Regions from separate parts of the Homo sapiens genome. Here region 1 is linked to region 2. Evidence: chromatin loops called from intact Hi-C (ENCODE). Cell type or tissue: sigmoid colon. All regions are shown on one strand. Links, peaks and the distances in the headings refer to the core of each region. The heading gives the core; the rest is flanking DNA.

The links. Peaks named below come from ENCODE experiments on the same cell type or tissue, not always from the same donor. Only the 100,000 strongest peaks of a DNase experiment are listed, where the experiment ranks them.
Region 1: a loop joins it to region 2, with 3 times the contacts of the local background. A loop is called at or near these places in 1 of 110 quality-filtered maps.

The regions. Positions count from the first base shown.
Region 1 is chr18:8,987,023-8,989,947 of GRCh38, forward strand. No RefSeq gene overlaps it. Among named protein-coding and RNA genes, the nearest start is that of NDUFV2, 110 kb to the right of the region's middle. RefSeq lists an enhancer at 2,114-2,223. In sigmoid colon, for the core only: a CTCF peak has its summit at 1,451; a DNase peak (open chromatin) is centred at 1,419.
Region 2 is chr18:8,770,658-8,773,582 of GRCh38, forward strand. All of the region lies in intron 3 of MTCL1 (microtubule crosslinking factor 1), which reads left to right. Among named protein-coding and RNA genes, the nearest start is that of GACAT2, 64 kb to the left of the region's middle. RefSeq lists enhancers at 911-1,411, 1,412-1,912. In sigmoid colon, for the core only: no CTCF peak of the experiment used is centred there; a DNase peak (open chromatin) is centred at 1,454.

The DNA.
Region 1 (2,925 bases), core at 292-2,791, 220 kb after region 2:
CACAAGCCCTGCTTTATAAGTCATGAGTTACCTGTCTAAAGTCCCATGGGTGACAGATAGTGACACTGGACCTTCCCTCAAGCAAAGCGTCCTGAGCCCACCTTGGGGAGAAATAACCCTCTCTGGACAAGTCCAAGTTTATTCTTACACATCACAGCTCTGTTCTAACAGCAAACTTCACAATCTTAAAATGAACCCTTTCTGAGGTCTTCTGGAGCACCTGCATTTCCTGAGTACTTTACTACATGTCAAATTCACTGCGGCTCAATCCAGACCCAGATTCCCCTAGGAGTGCCCCCTCGGTGCACGTCAACCAACTCTGAGCCTGTGCCATCAATTACCCAGAAACCAGCTGACAAAAATGACTAATAACGGCATGCACACAAGGGAACAGTTCTCCTGACTCGATTCTATTTCCTCTCTCTCTGCCCCCACTCTGTCTTTGCCCAGGCATCACACCATTGCTCACAAAGCTTCGCCACCTGGACAGTTTCCCACTCAGCTTGTGATAATCCTTCTCTTGCCTGGCCTGGGCCTCACCCAGATTAAGCACTCAAGAAAAATCTTGGATTGAACTCTTCTTGCTTGGTAATAAGCACATTTTAGACTACCTTTATCTTTTCCCCCAAAGTTTCAAGTGCTCGGGGTGCTTAACTGATGTTTGATGTGTGCAGAGCTGTGTGCATTTAGTCCCTCAGTTTCTCCCCAGGTGAGCCTGCAGAGAGAGTGTCTCTACTCATTGGCTCAGACACTTCCCTCTTTTCTCTACCCAGGTAGCAACATGCTGAGCTTTTCCTACTCTAGAGAGCACAGTGCAAGAAACTCCAGTCTGTCAGGCACCTACTAAATGTCATATCCGTATACGTGCAATGATCTATCACCTTTTATAGTTGTAGAATCTGAGGCTCAGAGAGATCAGATAGCTTGTCTGAGGTCATACTGCTGTTGGTATTGCAGCTAGGAGTTGAACTCAAGACTGTGTTTTGGCAAAGCTGTCCTCTTTCCATACTTACTGTTAAACGTTTTGTTGTGTTTTCTTAAACCAAGTATAGTCCCAACAACTTTGAACAGCGTTTGGTAGGTAAAAGCTTTAAGGGGATCTTTTAGGGTGTTAATGAGACTTCTTAACAGATATGCATTTCTCAAACGTGACAACGTAACATTCATATTAAATGTAAAGCTTGGTATTTCTATAGAATTTTTCATACATTTCTGCATCTTAGTGCATGTATTTGCCTGAGATATATTAGTCTTTCAGGAAATATTTGAAGACAGAAAGGCAGGATGAGAGGAGAGGAAGGCGGTGGGGATATGTGGGGTGCTGGTGGGCTGTGTGTGGGGTGGGGGATGCCTGCTACCAGGAGCCTGAGAGCTGCAGGGCCGACTCAGGATTGGTACATCGTCGCTGCTTTAGCGTGCTTCTATCGCCACCTAGCCACCTTGGGGAGAAATGCCCTCTCCGAGCAAGTCTGTCCAGACTTCCCCTGAATGTAGTTTGCCCACTTACAGGTGGGTACCTTTAGACCATGAGACTTGGATAGTCCTTCCCACAATGGAAGCCTGTGTGCCCTACCTTTTTTTTAATTAGTGGCTTTCTTTAGCAGTTGATTCCAAGGCCTATTACATTTAAAGAGAAGTTTTTGAAAATTGGTACCACTAAGGATTGGCACCGTTAAGCCTCCTCAGCACAAAAGAAGGGGATTGTTACTCCTTTGAGAGCCCTTTCCTGTGGGAGTCCCTGATACTGCCATGGACCCTCCCTGTGCACATGTCCATATCCAGATCAAATGTGGTCTCCATGAAACTTGCGAAGCAACAGCTTCCATTTAATCCACACTTGCCGTGTGCTGGGGGCTTTATGAGTGTTTTCTCATGTAATTCTCACAGCAATCTTCTGAGGTAGGTATGATTACCTCCACTACGTGGTTAAGGGCACCGAGGCACAGTGAGGTCCTGGAGCTGGTCCATGGCAAAGCTGGGATTTGAACCCAATTGGCCTCTTCCCCAGGCCTATGACCCTCCTTTCATCCAGCATCCCTTGATTTCCCCAGCCAAAGTGTCATCTCCCTCCTCTTTGTTTCTGTCTCCTAATGCCATTTTCGACTCCTTCCTTCAGATTATATTTTCTGTTTCTCTAAACCACAGACTGCAACTCTACGAGGGGCATCGTCCTCTGCTGTGTTGTGTGTGCACACACAGATTCTCGCTTGAGGTGGTTACTCAATTCACTCATCCAGGTTGTGAAATTGCAACTGCTTCAATTTTTTGTTCTATTTCAGTCGTTCTGAGTTGGTGTCTCCCAAGGTATATCTAAGGATCCCCAGTGTCAGAGAATAGCCCAGGGAATTGTAGTTATTTGCATTCAAATCTGCTCTTATAGGAGGAGGACTGTCAACTAATGGTGCTGTATATAACAAAGGCAGAAATGGGATTGACCACTGAGAGAGGAAGAGGGGAAGAGAGAGCTGCAGCCAGACTGGTGGCAGGACCACCTGGGAACAGTGTCTTGGTTCACATATTTTGGGGAAAGTGATCAGCAGGCAGGGAGCAAAGAGTTCTGTTGGCTCCATCCTGGAGCAGGCTGAGTAGAGGCATCAAGGAAAAAAATGTCCCTGGTTTGCTGACTCTTCCTCTTTTTTTTTTTTTTTTTTTTGAGACGTAGTCTGGCTCTGTCGTCCATGCTGGAGTACAGTGGTGCAATCTCAGCTCACTGCACCCTCCACCTCCTAGGTTCAAGTGATTCTCCTGCCTCAGCCTCCCAGGATTACAGGTGCTAGGAGGCTGAGGATTACAGGCGTCCACCACCCACGCCCAGTACTGTAAAAGTGCTGGGATTACAGTCCTCCACCACCATGCCCTGCTAATTTTTGTATTTTTTTTTTAGTACAGACAGAGTTTCACCATGTTTACCAGACTGGTCTCGAA
Region 2 (2,925 bases), core at 202-2,701:
TAGTCCATAACAGATGTGTAAAGAGAGTTTAGCATTGTGCCTGGCATGAGTGGGTGCCCAACACATATGGTAGTTGTTAATATCATTATCATCACTGTGCTCTTAACAAGGCCAAGGAGAAAGGGTTTCCTTTGCATTATTGCTAAGGAGGGTTTTCCACTGGATCTGAGAAGTGGATTTGTTTTTTTGGGTCCTGTTGTGTAATTCCAGTGCAAGGTGAAGCAAGCAGCTCCATGGTGTGAAAGGAAGCAGGCTCCCCGGAACTATTAAAGGGATAGGTGAAAACATAAATAAATAAATAATACCTCTTATGGCATAATATTTAGAATAAAAACAAATAAAATAAAGGGATGAGTGAACAGGAGGAAGGGGGAGGAGGCATCTTCCAGCCAGGACATAGTGCCCGTGGCTGAACGAGAGGCTAATTAATTCGCATCCTTCACATCTTCTGGCACTTAAATGACAACTTTAATATGGGTAAAATAATCTTTTTTTAAAAATTATTTTATATGATAGAGATGGGGTCTCGCAATGTTGCTCAGGCTACTCTTGAACTCCTGGCCTCAAATGATCCCCCTACCTCAGCCTCCCAAAGTGCTGGGATTACAGGCGTGAGCTCCCATGACCGATTTAATATGAGTAAAGGAATCTTAATAACTTCCTTCTAAAAGGGAGAAGAAGACCTCTGCACCTTCATTTCCTTAATCTGGTTTTATACCTGTGTGTCTTATAAACTACCCCCCAAAAACCTACAAACTTTCTAAATAATAAGAATCTGTAAGAATTCTGAAAATTATCAGTCTGCATCTACATCCTCGTTCCCATACTGACTTATAATTTACAGCATCCTAATTTTTATTTGTCTCCTTTTATTACCAATCTAAATTTTTTAAAAATTTAGACTTTCAAAGTCTGTCTCTGACACACTTTAGCAATTGAGAGCTTATTAATTTTTCTGAAATTGTGTGGAAGAAATTGGCCAACTTAAAATAGGAAGCATTAAGAATTGACATGAAAGTCCAAATAATTGCCTAACTTCATATTTTATTTAATCATTTTCAGTACTCAGCAAGGCATCAGCTTTAGATGGATTCAATTTGGATTCACAAACTTAATTTTTTTTTCTTTTCAGTAGGAATATGCAATTGATTTGCTGGCAATTGATCAGGCTAAAAGGAGGGAGTAGAATTAGTCACCAGGCAAAGCCCCCACTGGGGGGGTTCCTGTTATTTAATAGTCTGCATTTACCTGTTCCCTTCATTGTTCCTTGGAAGAGACTCTCCACTGGCTCTCTGAGGCATCCAGAGGAATAAACTGGGCATGACTAATGTACACGCAAATTGTCCTGCACCCGTGGACACTTCACCCAGAGTCCGGTGGCATCTAGCACGCTACACTGGACGAGACCCTGGCAGGTGGCCATTGAGGAGCCTGCGTGGCTCTGTGCTTGGAGGCACAGTGATTGTTCCTCATGACTGCTTGGCACTTGGCCAGGGGACCATATGCCTGGAGTTGTGTAATGCAGTGGGATACCTGGCCAGTTTCCCCAACCCTCAGGGGGCTTCCTGGTCTTTTTAACCAACCACATATGCATAGGCTATATTCGAAGGACCAAGCTGATGAAAACAATATCAGCTTGTGGGAAGAGACCCAAGAAATCGGTGAATAACTTCCATTGAATTGTCATTGCAATCCCACATAGGAGATCTGTGATAGTCTCTTTTCTCTGACGTCTTTAAAATACAAGTTTTATTTTCCTGACCTTTTTTTTTCCATTTTAAAGGAAATAGTACTTACTGTAGATCATTTATGAAAAGCCACAAAGAAAGAAAATGAAAATCACTAATAATTCTGTCACCTGAACATGATGACCATTAACATTTGGGGGTGTACTGCTCCAGGCCACTTTCCTTATATGTATATATGTTATATATTATTATGTTATATATATGTGTTATATATTAGTATTTAATATGTATGTTAACATAAACATACATGTTATGTATATAACATAAAAAGTATGTTATATCTTAAATATAAATATATTTTAAGCATTTTGAGATCACTAAATATATGCTGTCTGTAACCTGTATTTTCTTTATAGTGTATTATGAGCATTTCCTATATCCTTAAATAGTCTTCAAAAGCATGACTGTGTCTAGAAATATAGTATACAACATGAGGACTATAATGAGTCCTATTGTATTGTGTACTAGTGATTTGTTAAGAGCATAGCTTTTAGGGATGCTAACCCTAAATAAAATAATAAAAATAATAAGAAAGAAAGGTAACTGTATGAGATGATGGTTATGTTGATTTGCCTAACTGTAGCAATCATTTCACTATGTGTATTCTGAGATGAGCATATCAAAACATCATGTTGTGTATCTTAAATATATACAATAAAATAAAAGGAAAAAATTGTAATACCTCCATAGTACTCACTCACGATGATAGAAGGTGCGGTGAAGAGTATTCTCATTTATAAATCTTGGTGCATGTCTCTTGTCCTTAGGGTATGTTCTCAGAGGTGGAATTACACCTCTCAACCTATGCCTTTGTAAGGCCAAGTTGCACCACCATCCCCCTGCACCCCCTGCCATGCTGCGGGTTTCTCATGCCCCTTCATGTGCACAGAAGTGCCCGTCTCCCTGGGTTCATGCTAACACTGAGTGCCCTACTTTTTTGAGTCTATAAATGTCTAAGTGAAAAAAAATCTTGTTTTAATTGTCAGTAATTGTGTTTATTGGCCGTTTGTTTATTTTATTAAGATGTGTTTTCTGTTGCTTGCAAGATACTACTCTTTTGTCTGTCACGTGTTAGAAAAATCTTTTTTCCAGTTTGTCATTTGCCTTTTAATACTATAAGTGGTTTCTTTTGATGTATTCTTTTTAAAAGTTAAAAATCTTACCAATCTATCAATCT